3 separate regions of the Homo sapiens genome follow, and regions 2 and 3 are each linked to region 1. The links are chromatin contacts, found by Hi-C or POLR2A ChIA-PET in ENCODE. All regions are on one chromosome and are shown on one strand. The core of a region is the stretch at or near the end of the contact, and the rest is flanking DNA. Distances in the headings are between cores, read along the strand shown.

Region 1 (4,393 bases), core at 116-2,615:
GCTTACCTCCCCAGCCTCTTTGGCCCAAATCCCCTGGCAAGCAACATTCCTATAGTTCCTCAGTGTCTCTTTGGTTGGAAGAAAGACTTTCTTGCCTGGAGGCCTTTGCATCAGGGCGGTCCCTTAACTATCACTCAGATCCTCCCCCTCTGCCTGGCTAACTCTTACTCACCATTTGCGTTATAGCTTAGAGCCCACTTCCTCCTGGGAGCTGTGGAGACCTCTACACTGGTTAGGTCCTCCTGATGGGAGCTCCAGTCAGCTCAGAATTTCGCAAGTTGTTGGCATTTATCCCCCAGCCCTGGGATTGCTTTATTTGTCTCTATCCCTCACAGAGTAGATTACAGGCTCCCTGAGGGCAGGACCTCCTGTGTCTGGTTCACCATTACTTCCCCAAAGAGTAGCACAGTGCCGGAGGCACCCTGCAGGAGTGACAGGAATCACAGGTAAAGTTTATTCATTCACCCACTGAACACATTTATCGAGTGCCTGCTAGACACCATACACTATGGTACTCAAGCTTTTCTCATTTAATCCTTCTTCAAGGATTACTTTATTTCATCTTCATAACGAGACACCGAAAAACCCAGTTCATAGATTCGGAAAATTAGATGGAGGTTCTTCTGTGTAAAAAAATTAGCTGGGCCAGGCGCGGTGGCTCACAACTGTAATCCCATCACTTTGGGAGGCCAAGGCGGGTGGATCACCCAGGGTTAGGAGTTTGAGACCAGCCTGGCCATCATGGTGAAACCCTGTCTCTACCAAAAATACAAAATTAGCCAGGCGTGGTGGCGTGTGTCTGAAGTTCCAGCTACTCAGGAGGCTGAGACAGAATTGCTTGAATCCAGGAGGCGGAGGTTGCCCTCCAGCCTGGGTGACAGACTGATACTCCGTCTCAAAAAAAAAAAAAAAAAAAAAAAGCCTAAGGTCACAGTAGGAAGCCTTTGTTGAATGAACACGCGAATGGATGCACCGAGGTCGGGGTTGGGAATATCCGGATTAAGATACCACTGAAGAATTAAGGTTATGTGCCTCCTTAGAGGTGAACTATTAAAAAATCTAATGTAAAAGGCCTGAGATGGGCAAAGTCCCCTTAGGAGACAAAGCCTGCCGGCCAAGGCAAGCCTAGACAGTAATCTAATTGAAGGTATTAGCATATCTAAAGAAAGAATGTGTCAATCACAAGGGGGGGTCGGTGAGTTTAGAACCTGGGAAAATACACTACAGTCGGAATCCTGCTTTGACCGTGAGGAACCCAGAACCTTTCCCCGCGGGAGGTGCCAGCTGATGTGGCAGGTGTATCCCCGCGTGGGGAAGGACGCAGCCGCCAGCTGAACCGCCGCCTACCGCCCCCGCTCCCTCTCCCGCGGAGCTGGCGACCCGATTGCAATTCCGCTTCCGCCGACAGAAACTGCCTAATAATAGCTCCCTTGTGTTTGTCTGCACCCCGGCTAGGCACTTGCCTACAGCCTAAGTTGCATTTCGGCCTCACACAGCCCAGTCTCCAACTGGGGAAGCTTGCAGAGCTAGAAGGCACGTCCAAGGTCAAATTGCAGACCGGAAAGGGAAGAGCTGGAATGGCCCAGCTCCAGGTGCGGGATCAGCTGGCCACCCCTTGCCTGTCCCGCCCATACGAGCATGCTTGGGACTCTTGGTAGAAATTAACTAAATGGGCCTTGCGGTGTAGGCCCCTGCCTTTTGCGGGCTGATTTCAGGTCCGCCTTCCTTGCGATGCAAGTCATCTCAGTATGTGAAGGTTGAAACTAATCCACTTCGGGAGTCCTCCTGCGGCCCCAGCTCCTCCCGCCCGCTGAGCTACTCCGCAAGTCACAGAGATGCTCCTGTCCCTCCAGGCCTTTCCTGCTCCCCCAACCCTGCCGTCCTGCCAGTTCTCCCTTAAAAACTAACATCTTGCAAGGGACTGAAGGGAAAAGAAACAAACGGTTGCTCTCCTCAAACCATTGAACAAAACAGATTACTTAAAACCCTGTTACAATTTTGCCAGTGAAAGGAGCAGCCCATTAGTAATTAGGGTAGGACAATCCCGCAACCCAGCACTGACCCTGGCAAAGGTGGCACTTCACCCCAGGTGCTTGGAAGAGACAGGGATCTGAAGGCATGGATCTGCCAATGTATAGCCATGTGACCTTGGAAAAAGTTTTGTTTGTTTGTTTGTTTTTTGAGACGGAATCTTGCTCTGTCGCCCAGGCTGGAGTGCAGTGGTGCGATCTCGGCTCACTGAAAGCTCCGCCTCCCGGGTTCACGCCATTCTCCTGCCTCAGCCTCCCGAGTAGCTGGGACTACAGGCGCCTGCCACCACGCCCAGCTAATTTTTTTTTGTATTTTTAGTAGAGACGGAGTTTCACTGTTAGCCAGGATGGTCTCGATCTCCTCACCTCGTGATCCGCCTGCTTCGGCCTCCCAAAGTGCTGGGATTACAGGCCTGAGCCACCGCGCCCAGCGGAAAAGGTTTTGCCATTGTATAGCCATGTGACCTTGCAAAATTCCTGAAACTGGAGGGCCTGAGAGGTCAAAGAAAGCGTCAAGGTTTTCCCTCTCTTCAAGAGCAGAGTAGGCTTAGAAGAAACAGCAAAGCATTTTAGCCTATGCACGGATAGGCACCCCGAGGCATGCTTTAGACATTTCCCACCTCGTTCTTTACAGACAGGACTTCAGGGACAAGAGGTCAGTACAGTAAGAAAATGCTGCATGAACGTTGTGACCTGCATTGTTCTTTCCCATCTCTCTGCCCTCCCTTGCTCTTCAAACACGCGCCAATGCCTCATTAAAGACTGCAAACCATCCCATTAGGTGCAAATGCATGGAAACATATTCATGATTATTCAAATGAATCCTTGTAAAATAATCAGTATTGTCTGCATAAATATTCATCATCACTGGGCTAATCACTACGCAATCTCACGAGGGTGTGGCCCTGTAATCCTGCACCCTTTTGCCCTCTCCTTCCTCCTCCCTTTGTCTGAGACTCTTTTTTTCTCCACTCCTAAGCCTCCTAAGGTTTTCCTAGGTCTTCAAGATCTCATTCAGGGTAAAGATATTTCTGGTTCTGATCTAATGCTTGATGTATTTATCTCTCTTGGAAGATTATTCTACCAGAAGGTGATTTTTTTTTTTCTGCAAAGTGTATCTGACCATGGCTCAACAGCTGCAGATTCTCCGGCATCAATACTTCCTTGATACTAAAAGATTCTCTTCATCGCATGGGCATTGTGGCCAGAGCAGTGTGCTGGGGCCGGGGGAGCACCCAGAAGGATGACACCTTATAGTCTGGTGCAGGATAAAGACAAGGGAGATACGCTCTGCAACAATATGTGGAATAAGGCCAGGCGCGGTGGCTCACGCCTGTAATCCCAACACTTTGCGAGGCTGAGATGAGCAGATCACTTGAGGTCAGCAGTTCAAGACCAGCCTGGCCAACATGGTGAAACCCCTGTCTCTACTGAAAATACAAAAATTAGCTGGGCATGGTGGCACATGCCTGTAGTCCCAGCTACTTGGGAGGCTGAAGCAGGAGAATCGCTTGAACCCCAGAGGCAGTGGTTGCAGAGAGCAGCGATCACACCATTGTAGTCCAGTCTGGGCGACAGAGCGAGACTCTGCCTCAAAAAAAAAAAAAAAAATCAATAGCGGAATGAAATCCACGCAAATAGAAGTACAAGGCAGAAGCCCTGGGAGAACATGGGGGGTTGGAGAGCAGGCACCAGGAGAAGCCTGGAGATGTGGAGAGGGGAGCACCTCTGGGCTGTGTGGCATTCAGATGCTCCATTCTAGCTATGCACCTCTTCTCATCCTGGTTGTACCCCTCTTTTTTAACTTGAAGATTTGTTATTGACGGCAGAACCATGTGGAAAGTTAGAAAATCAGCATGCATTTGGGTGAGGCAAGGTATGAGGAAGATCCCCATAAGACGTGTGAGTAAGCAGACATTAATCCTTTAAATGAACCCCTCTAGGAGCTTGTTCCAGTCACTAGGACTTAGCACAGTGGCAAGAAAAAGCCAAAGAAAACAAAGAAAGGCACATGCATTTATAAGCTCAAGAAACCAGAACACGGGGTCATACAAGTGCCCTTTTTTGGTAGTACCCAGTTACGCCCAGTGGAGTCTATTTAGACATTTGATGGTAAGGAAGTGTCAAAGCCATTTATATCCACTGATGGAAAAAGATACAAAAGAAGAGGAACCTTTTTACAGTTAAGAACTTTGCAAATTCTGGAATGGGAATAGAAATAACAAAATTTGCCCAGGCACAGTAGCTCACTCCTGTAATCCCAGCACTTTGAGAGGCTGAGGTGGGCAGATCATTTGAGGTCAGGAGTTCGAGACCAGCCTGGCCAACATGGCGAAACCCTGTCTTTACTAAAAATACAAAAA
Region 2 (4,868 bases), core at 1,020-3,519, 140 kb before region 1:
TAACCATCTTTCTACCTTAGAAAAGGGTGAGAGAGGGGATTGAAAAAACTAGAGGTTTAGATAATTTGAATGCAGTCTGCTGGTTTCAAATCCACAGTTTGAATCAATGGTGGAAAGAAGATTCAGAGGGGAAAAAAAAAAACAACTTTTAAAAATACAAATAAAACAATATAGTGTAACAAGTTCTTATATCGTATTAGGTGTTGTACGTACTGTAGAGATGATTTAAAGTATAGAGGGGAATGTAGATTATATGCAAATACTAGACCATTTTATATCCAGGAATATCAGTGGATTTTGGTATCCACAGGAAGTGGTTCTGGAACTTTTCCACTGCCAATACCAAGGGAAGTCTGTATGAATGATTAAACAGAAAAATCTCTGAAACTTGGATTTATTCCCGGGTTAGTTGCTGATGTCATGTAGTCACTGAAAGTAAGAATGACATTGCTTTTAGAATTCAGCATTAAATACTTCATCTTTTTTCAAGTGGAGAAAAAATATAATGAGCAGAACCCACCTCCACATTTTAATCATTAGGAATAAAAACCACTTACGATGGTTTAAAAATACTACCTAAATAAAAAAGAAAAAGAGGATCTTACTTCTGGGTAATTAATAGCTCAAGATCCTTCTGTTTGTCCCAACCCCTAAGAAAAAAAAAATTATGACTAATCAAGGCTCAAGGAAGCTCAGTCATTTTACAAAAATATTTTAGGTACCTGTTTTGTTTTTTGTTTTTTGTTTTTTGCAAGCAGTTTGCTGGGCATAAAAATAGGACATGAAAATAAATAATGCCTTCGTTTCCTGAAAGCAGGCCTCTAACGTTTCCGGAAGCAGCAGCAATCAACCGGCTGGTGCTATTATTTATGACACGGTCACTTTATTCAAGTAACTATTAAAAAGGAAAGGGCATTCGGGCTCCCATCACTTGGCAATGGGTTTGAGAAAACAAGGATCAGTTTTGACTGTCCAGAATAAGGATCAAAGGGGAAAATATAACTAATACCCACTGCTCTCAGGCCGCAAAAGGAAGAATGCCTCTTGCAATGAGAGGAAATGGCAGTTTCAGATTAGAAAGCAAGCAGAGAGTTCATGGAAAATCTTAGAACATTCTTCCAGGGGATGGCAGACACTTAGCACATAAGCATATCATGTCAGGCAGTGATAAGTGCCAGGGAGAAAAATAATGGGAAGCGGAGATGGAGAGTGGCAAAGCAGGTGTGTGCTCAGTGGGGTGGGCACATTTCAGTAAGGGAATTGGGGAAGGCTCTCCAGGCGGGGGACTTCTGCATGGACCGGATGTGAAACATGTGAAAAACCCTCATGAGAACTGGGGAAAGAGCATTCCACGAGAAGGAAGAGCATGTGCCAAGGTCCTGTAACAGGAATATGAATCGTGGATAGGAACGAAAAGGAGTGACATGGGAGTAGGGGGAAGTGATAGGAGGTGAGGTTAGATATGGTGACGGGAGCAGGGAGGTCTTCCGGGGCTGGTCTTATAGCAATTGAAAGGCACTCGCTTCCATTTATTTTGGTCTCTTCTGAAACAACAGAGACTGGCATGTTGTTTAGCTGGTGTCTTATTCAGAGGGAACCAAGAGTCTAAACTTTAGGTTCTCCCCATGATGTTGGCACTGCTTGTGTCCAAGACATTCAGTAGTTCCTTAAAGACAAACTGACTTCCCTCACCTTGACAAACAGTTCACAAGTCTACTCTCAATTCAGAGTCACCACGGCCATTGCCACTATGCTGCCATCACGCCACCAGACAAATGGTGTTGAACTGGCCCGCTCCTTTGTATCACCTACTGAAGAGTCGAGCAGGAGCATAGTTTTGGTCATCCCGTGCCTGAAGTTAGGCTGCTGGGAGTCAGGGTGAGTGACCTTCTGGATTCTGCAGTGGGAGGTAAGATCTATCTCTTGCCAAGATTCATACAATGGCAGGTACCCCCAACACTGGAAAGGGAAGTTCAGGTGCTGAACTGGCAAAGTAGAGACATTCATTACTCCTGCTTACAGATGCATCTGTTTCCACCTTGGAAAGGGTGGAAGATGTTGCTCTACTTCCCGTTAACTCTTGTCAACATCACACCATCCTCTCTGATCAGCGGACCTGTGCCTACCTTGTTCTTTTTTAAAAAACAAATAGCATTTGTTCTCCAAAAATAACCAATCCAATTAAGCATGACATGACCTGAAGGTCAGGAAATGACTCATGGACTCAGGGGCGAAACCCACACTTTCTGGAACTGAGTTGGACTTGGAGGTGTGCTATGGTGGACTCTAATTATAGAACTCCCCCGGGTGAAAACATGGTCTTGCCAAGGATTGTATTTGCAAATAGATCTGCCATGGTCATGTAATGTACAGTTCTAACTATAAGAAAAGCTCAAGGATAAAGCAGCTTGCAATAAAATAGCACAGCAAATTTAATAATCAGTTCCCTTAAATACTGGGAAACATTATAAATAGCGCTACGTGATGAGTCAGAACTAACCTCATAAATTGAATTTAGAAACTGGTAAGGAATATCTTCTGGGAAATGTGATTCTGTTTCCTTGCATAAAAATAACCACTAGGGAAAAGGTATAATTCCAGGAGAAACCTGGCAAGGTAATTAGAAAGGGTAAATGTAGAATCTGAAGTACCGTATTCCATTGGAGAGCCTGCCTGTAGGGGACAAAATGCATGTTGACAAAACAGGCATAGAACACGCACTCCTGAAAGTGCATGCCACGTGTCAGTGATCATTATAACCTCCCACTCGGAAACCCAGATCCTTCATCCACCCTTCTTTGTCCTGTTTTGTGCCCAACACACGGACATCTATAGACTATTACTGTGGCTGCCTTGTCATCTAGCTTGTATTTAGCTTTGGCAGGTGGGAGGTGCGGGCAGGAAATCTTTGAGTGTGATGAGAGGGCCTCCTGGTGATTCCGCTCCCCACACCTTCCTGGCTTCACTGTGGCTCTGGCAGTGGCTCTTCCTGAGTGCCCTTTTCCCACAGCTCCAGCTTCCACCCCTACTCAGGCTTCTCAGGCCTTGTTCCAGCACACAGCTCTGTGTATAGTCCCTTCCTTAATTTCTTGAAAGTTAAACCTTTTGCAGTGTGCTGCACTGCATTCTGCTGGGACCTTAATTGAAACAGGATCTAGGGTACCCCCAAATCTAGATTTCCAAAGAAGGCAGCAAATATAAATGAGCAAATGCCTAGAAAAATGTAGGCTAAGATCATTAAAGTTTTATCCAATGTATTGAATCGTTACTAAAACATTCAAAATCCATTGGGACTGTGAAGAAAAAATGGATGTGAAAAGAAAATACTCTGAAAAGACTGAGAGTAGCCTAGTCTCAAATTCAGCCTTATACTCAAACCATGTGAACTGAGGCTGGGCTGTTCAGAATGGGTTGATTGGGGGTAACAGTGACTATAGAATGACAACTGGCTACTCCAGAAACTTCTAGTAGCATGAAGAGAGACTTTTCACAGAAATATGGGCATTTCTTGCTATAAATTTCCCTCTTGGAATGGCTTCTGCTGCATCCCATAGGTGTTTGGTACATAGTTGCTATTTGTCTCAAGATTTTTTTGATTTTCTTTTTTATTTCTTCTTTGACCCATGTTGTTTAATTTCTACTTATTTGTGAATTTTCCAAGATTTCTCCTGTTACTGATTTCAAGTTTCACACCATTGTGGTCAGAAAAGATACTTAAGGTAATTTTGATCCCCTGAAATTTGTTTAGATTTGTATTGCAGCCAAACATATGATCCATCCTGGAGAAAGTTCTGTGTGTACTTGAGAAAAATGTGTATCCTGTTGCTGTTGGATGGGATGTTCTGTATATGTCTGTCAGGTCATAAAGTGTAGTTCAAGTCCAATGTTTCCTTATTAATTTTCTGTCTGGATGGTAATCCATTATTGAAAGTGGGGTATTGATGTCCCCTACTATTATTGTATTATAGTTTCTATCTCCCTTCAGATCTATTAATATTTGCTTTATATATTTAGGTGCTTCATTCAATGTTGGATACATTTATAATTATTGTATCCTCTTGATGAATTGACCCTTTCATTGTTATATAATGTCCTTTGTCTCTTTTATTGCTTCTGACTTAAAGTTGCTTTGTCTGATGTAGGTATAGCTACCCTCTGCTCTCTTCTGGTTCCATTTGCATACAGTATCTTCTCATTCCTTCATTTTCAGTCTATGTGCATCCTTAAGAGAGTTGAGTCTCTTGTAGGCAGCATACAGTCGGGTACTTAGGTCTTTTTTTTAATCCATTCAGCCACTCTGTCCTCATATTAGAAAATTTAACCCATTTACATTCAAAGTAACTACTGACAGGTGAGAACTTATTACTGCCATTTTGTAATTTGTTTTCTGGTTGTTGGGGATGTATTTTGTTTCTCCCTGTCTTGCTGGATGGTTTGTGGTTTGACTGCTGTAGTGGGATGTTATGAATAATCCTTTCTATTTATGTTCTGTGCATCTACTATAGATTGTTTTCTGGTTATCATGATCTTTATAAAGAAAGACATTCACATTGTCATATTCCAAAGGCTTACAGCTAACTCGGTAAGGGTGTGAGATTCATAACTGAGAAAAGAAAAACAAAAATTGTCAAAGAAAACAAGAAGTTTCAAGGATGCATTTAAGCAGAGTGAGTTACACCTCTTGAGTAGGAGCCAAGTTTTTAAGGTAATTAAGGGTAGGTTCTTTGTTTAGAAGATGTATGTTAAAATTAAGAGCTACAATCTGGAATCCTTACAGCATCTGATATTTGCAAAGCGTGTGTGTGTGCGTGTGTGTGCATGCGTGTGTGTGTAAATTGCACAAATAGCATCCTACATTTGGCACATTA
Region 3 (4,970 bases), core at 2,185-4,684, 210 kb before region 1:
GGAGGCATCCAGGTTATACCCAAGCCCAGGGAATCATCATCTCTGCACATGGACTCAGGGACTAGAAATTTTAAAACTCTCCTGAGTTTCCCAAAGGCAGATTGAGAACCCCTGCTTTAAATTTATCACCGTTAAAATTATCACCATTCCCCACTGAAGCTAGACGCACTCTCAGCCCCTAGCTGCCCATGCAGGGACCACTGGAGGAAGGGAAGGTGTTTGAGGACTAGACGTATGGTTCTTCAACTGTGGCTGCACATAAGAATTTATTCTGCAAATTAGAATTTGTAAGCACCCTGGGAATGCTTACAAAAGTCCGCTGCCTGGGCCCCATGCCCAGAGATTCTGATTCAATTGTTCGGAGGTGGGTGGGGATGAAAGCATCAGTAGATTTAGAAGCTCCCAAGTGACTCTAATATGTGGCCAGGGTTGAAAACCGCTGGGCTGGACATGAGTGAGCCTCCTCCTCAATCACTTCACCATGCCATGATATGGGAAGGGCATGATAGTCTCCTGGTCAGGAGGCTTGGGATGTTGTCACCAATTCATTCATTTATTCTCATATGCCACCCACTCACAGATTCACATGGAACACTCACATACCAGGAACGGTTCTGGCCATTTTATTTTGGAAGATCGGCAAAGGCTGCTCTGAGAAGGTGACATTTGCACAGACACCTGAAAGATGTGAAGGAGAAAGCCCTGCCAAGATCTTAGATTTTAACAGAAGAGTAATTCAGGCTCAAAAGCAAGTGCTAAGGCCCCGGGTTGGGGAGGGTGGGGAAGGGGGTTCGGGGAGCGTGCTTGGTGCGTTGAGATGAGTTGGTGTGGCTGGTCCAGTGTCAGCAGGTAGGAGGGTGACCAATGAGGCCACTGGAGGAATTCAAGCAGATGACTGACATAATCTGATTTTCATTTGTGTCACTGCATTGAGAGAAGATTAGCAGGTAATCATAACAGTTTTTCCTGTGTAAGTGTCATACATGCCTCATTGGGGAGGGGAAATAGCACTGTGGATTGGCTTCTAAGTTCAAATCACACCTGTGCCACCTACTAGTTGTGTGACCTTGAAGAGGTAGGTTCAGTCTCTCCATCCAACAGAGCCACCAAGCAGCAATTGGCTGCTGGAGGAGAAACACAGTACAGCCACATGGGGGCGCTCCTTCCTCTGGGAAGCGTTTCAATGGGCAACGTTGAGTTCAGAGAGGACCTACCAGTGCAGGTTGAAAGGTTCAGAAGTTTGGAAGCAAGAAGGCAATCAGCTTTCCCATCCAGACCAAAAGTTTCATACCCACTTTTTCCATGAACCAAAGGGCACAGGGTGAACAGCCTGGCATTCAGCAGCCCTCCCCGGGAAGTCCTGGCCAGAAAGGGGCAGGCTGGGGAACCGCATTACCTGGTTTCTGATGGAGCCACGACAGGAAGTTTATATGCCAAGGTGATCAGAGCAGTGGCTGTGAAAGATGCCAAGAACAGCATGGCCCCAAGGAGGATGAGGATCTGTGTACTCCTGCAAAGAAGAGAGGATACGGAGAGGAGTGCCCTTCAGTTTCTTGCCCCACACATGCGCTTCCTATGGCACGAAAGGCTGGAAATCCTGACCATCAGAGGTACTTCCTGCTTTTGAGAGGCCCTGCTTTTGAGAGGCTGATGAGTGGCAGGGAGAGCGGGGCTGGGGCTGGAGGACCTGAGGCAGCCTCGGTCTTGACCATCCATTAGTTGTGCCACACCGGGCAGGGCCTTGAGCTTGAGTTTCCTGGTCTAGACAGGAACAGTAATCGCATCCTCGCCTGCCCACCCTGAGGCTTACTATGCAGCTCAAAAGGAGTCCATGCCTGGGAACGTCCCTTGTCATCTATGAAACCCGATATGGATACAAGTGGTGGTTGATTTGGGAGAGAGGACTGTCAAAGGCAGGGTGGGACACGGGGTGGACCCACTCCAAGCACAGGGGAGAGAGGATCGAGAAGGAGGATGGTATGGTTTGGATCTTTGTCCCTGCCCATATCTCATGTGGAATTGTAATCCCCAGTGTTGAAGTGGGGCCTGATAGGAGGTGACTGGATCGTGGGGATGGATTTCCCCCTTGCTGTTCTTGTGATAGTGAGTGAATTCTCATGAGATCTGGCTGTTTAAAAGTGTGTAGCACCTCCCCGCTTTGCTCTCTTCCTCCTGCTCCCACCATATTAAGATGTGCCTGGTTCCCCATCTGCCCTGATTGTAAGTTTCCTGAGGCCTTCCCAGAAGCAGAAGCCTGCACAGCCTGCAGAACCATGAGTCAATTAAACCTCTTTTCTTTATAAATTACCCAGTCTCAGGTAGTTCTTTATAGCATGTGAAAACGGACTAATGCAGAGGGGGAACCAGGCACGCCTTCAACTGAGGAGCAGAGCCTGAGACAAATGTCCGGGTGCAGGTAGTTCACGTGGGTGTAGGAATGAGGGATAGGGTAGGAGAACAGGGAAGCAGGGAAAACCAATACCAGGATGTGCTATCAAGGTGGCCAATGCTCAGTTCTTCCAGAATGTTCCACAGGGCCATATGAAATGTACCTTAAAACTGTCCTGTGAGATGAAAGACAGAAGGATTTTCCCACTGTCTTCTATCTCAAATGGGTTAAGGATGGTCCCACACAAATTAATTCCTCCACACTTTGGGACCGTGCATGTATAAGACTAGGATGTTTCCTGAAGCACCCAGAGTGAGGCGCTGTCTGGTTGTACCTGCTCCGAAGTGTGAGGGTTGGGATTAAGAGGATCCACAGTGGTGTGGAAGAAATGTCAAACACAAGTGCGAGACCATCCAGGCACAGCCTGACCTGGAAAATGCCTTTGACAATGCAATTCTGCTAGTGAAAGTTGCCATGGCTGTTCATGAGGAAGGGATGAGATAGATACTATTCAGTTATCAAGTGATACAGGGAGAAAATTATTTTCAGCCAGAGTACCAATGTTAGTGTAATATTTGGAAAGAAGGATGAATTCTAGCTCCATGATGCTATGATTGATTACTAATGTCTGCTATGAGGGTAAGCAGGGGGTTATGGTAATAATGCTGTATGTATATTTACTATGACTTCTGCCAGACCCCTTAGCTCTTCTCTCCTTGAATTACTGAGCTCCAGAAAGACCTGATTCCACTGGCATTCCATGGAATTATATTCTCTAAAGGAAGAAAAGCCCTACTTTTATATTTCCCTCCACTTATAAGCTAAATCTTGTTGCATAGTCACAAGTTTGGACAGTGTGGGTTTTCAGCTGAAGGACTGAAATCCACCTTCCACGACAGCCTTTGGGAAAGATGCTGACACGGGGCCAGTGCTCCTCAGTCACAAGGACACTCACATGGGTTCCCAGGCAAGTCTAGAGTGCGGAGGCATAAGAACTCAGTGTCCTAGGTAAGTGGTAGTCAGGCCATCCAATAAAAACCCACAGCCACCCGAGTAAATATGTGTTTAACTCCCTGGGGGACTTGAGCCCAGTCCCTGGCACCTACTTCCAAGATCAGTATCTCCACCACAGACTCCACAAGTCTCTTCCAGCTAGCACCATTTCAACTAAACTCATAAATCTTCCTGACATTGAATGTTATGGGCTGAATTATGTCCCCAACAAAGTCCTATGTTGAAATCCTAACCCCCAGTAATTCAGAGTGTGACTGTATTTGAAGATAGAGTCTTTAAAGCAATAATTAACATTAAACGAGGTCATTGGGGTGGGCCTTAATCCAATATGACTGTGTCCTTATAAGAAGAGGAAACTTGGACACAGAAGGAAGAACATGTGAAGACTCAGATGTTTTGTTTTATTATTAATATTCCATTCTGGCAACAGTTAAATTGGATGACTAGAGGACTGAATATTGATGTTCCCTCTACGGAAAGTGATTTATCATTATGATTCAAGAGCGTAAAAGACATTCATGCCCTTTGACCTATTAATTCCCCTCAAAGATATATGTTGTAGAGAAGTATCAAAGTTGGAGACAAATGGTTTCCATGAAAATATTTATCAAGCCATTATTTATGAATGCATAACATTGGAAATAATCCCAGTATTAAACAATAGAAGGTATACATAAATTATATAGTTAGTTCATGGAATGGAATGTTATGCAGACATTTAAATTATGTTGCTTTAAAAATAAAATAATATAGGGAAATGCATGTGTCATAAAACTATTGAAAGAAAGATACCAAGGTGTATATACAGAATGCTTTCATGTATCAAAAGCAGGGCACAGCCTGGGCAACACGGCAAGACCTCATCTCTTTACAGAAGGTAAAAAATTAGCAAGGTGCAGTGGTCCATGCCTGTTACTCGAGAGGTTGAGGCAGGAGAATCGTTTGAGCCCAGGAGTTGGAGGCTGCAGTGAGCTATGATGGCACCACCGCACTATAGCAGCCTGGGTGACAGAGTGAGACCCTCATCTCTTTAAAAAAAAAAAAAAAAAAAAAAAACTGGGCAGAAAAAATATCAGAAGGATAAGCCCCAAAATATTAGCAGCAAATTCTCCTTCCCTTGACTGACAAAGTGGAACTGGGGTGATTATTCCCCCCTCTCTTAACTCCTAATGTTTTCCAATGTTTCTTAAATTGAACATATATTTTAACACAAAGAACAATAAATTTTTAAAATATGGCATGAATAATCCACAACTACAAGTCTCTCCATGAATTATTGAGGCCTTAAGGTGTTTCTAAAACTAACAAAAATTAAGGTGATAAATATCCAATGTGGGAAAGCTGGTGCACCGATACATGGCTGAGGGCGTTGTAAATTACTTCACTCTTTCTGGAGAGCAATCTCACAATATGTGACAAGTGCCACAGAATTGTTCCTACCCTTTGACCTAGCAATTCCAGTTGGAAATCTGCCCCTGTGAAAATAACTAAGAGAAAAAGTAGTGTGTTCAAAGGCATGCATTGCAGTGACATTTATAATCATGAAAAATTGGCCACAATCTAGATA

Evidence for each region. A loop is a pair of places that touch in the nucleus more often than their neighbours do. ChIA-PET counts read pairs that join two places held with the same protein, here RNA polymerase II (POLR2A). Pooled maps may share reads with other maps.
Region 2: a map of cardiac septum shows a loop between it and region 1 (2.6-fold over the local background). The contact joins two enhancer-like sites. A Hi-C loop is called at or near these places in 2 of 168 maps with a recorded cell type or tissue (aorta and cardiac septum) and 5 of 50 pooled maps. POLR2A ChIA-PET finds 5 or more read pairs at or near these places in 3 of 52 experiments (PC-9, WTC11 and activated B cell).
Region 3: a map of testis shows a loop between it and region 1 (5-fold over the local background). The contact joins two enhancer-like sites. A Hi-C loop is called at or near these places in 5 of 168 maps with a recorded cell type or tissue (ascending aorta, heart left ventricle, left cardiac atrium and 2 more), 1 of 37 single-sample maps with no recorded cell type and 5 of 50 pooled maps. POLR2A ChIA-PET finds 5 or more read pairs at or near these places in 1 of 52 experiments (IMR-90).

The regions. Positions count from the first base shown.
Region 1 is chr18:58,844,668-58,849,060 of GRCh38, reverse strand. No RefSeq gene overlaps it. Among named protein-coding and RNA genes, the nearest start is that of ZNF532, 18 kb to the left of the region's middle. RefSeq lists enhancers at 816-1,628, 1,629-2,441, 2,442-3,254. Within about 2 kb of position 1,365, at least 12 of the 41 ENCODE cell types and tissues checked have a DNase peak (open chromatin) inside an H3K27ac peak, as active enhancers do.
Region 2 is chr18:58,988,957-58,993,824 of GRCh38, reverse strand. No RefSeq gene overlaps it. Among named protein-coding and RNA genes, the nearest start is that of ZNF532, 130 kb to the right of the region's middle. Within about 2 kb of position 2,269, at least 9 of the 41 ENCODE cell types and tissues checked have a DNase peak (open chromatin) inside an H3K27ac peak, as active enhancers do.
Region 3 is chr18:59,053,580-59,058,549 of GRCh38, reverse strand. It overlaps the pseudogene OACYLP. Among named protein-coding and RNA genes, the nearest start is that of SEC11C, 84 kb to the left of the region's middle. Within about 2 kb of position 3,434, at least 7 of the 41 ENCODE cell types and tissues checked have a DNase peak (open chromatin) inside an H3K27ac peak, as active enhancers do.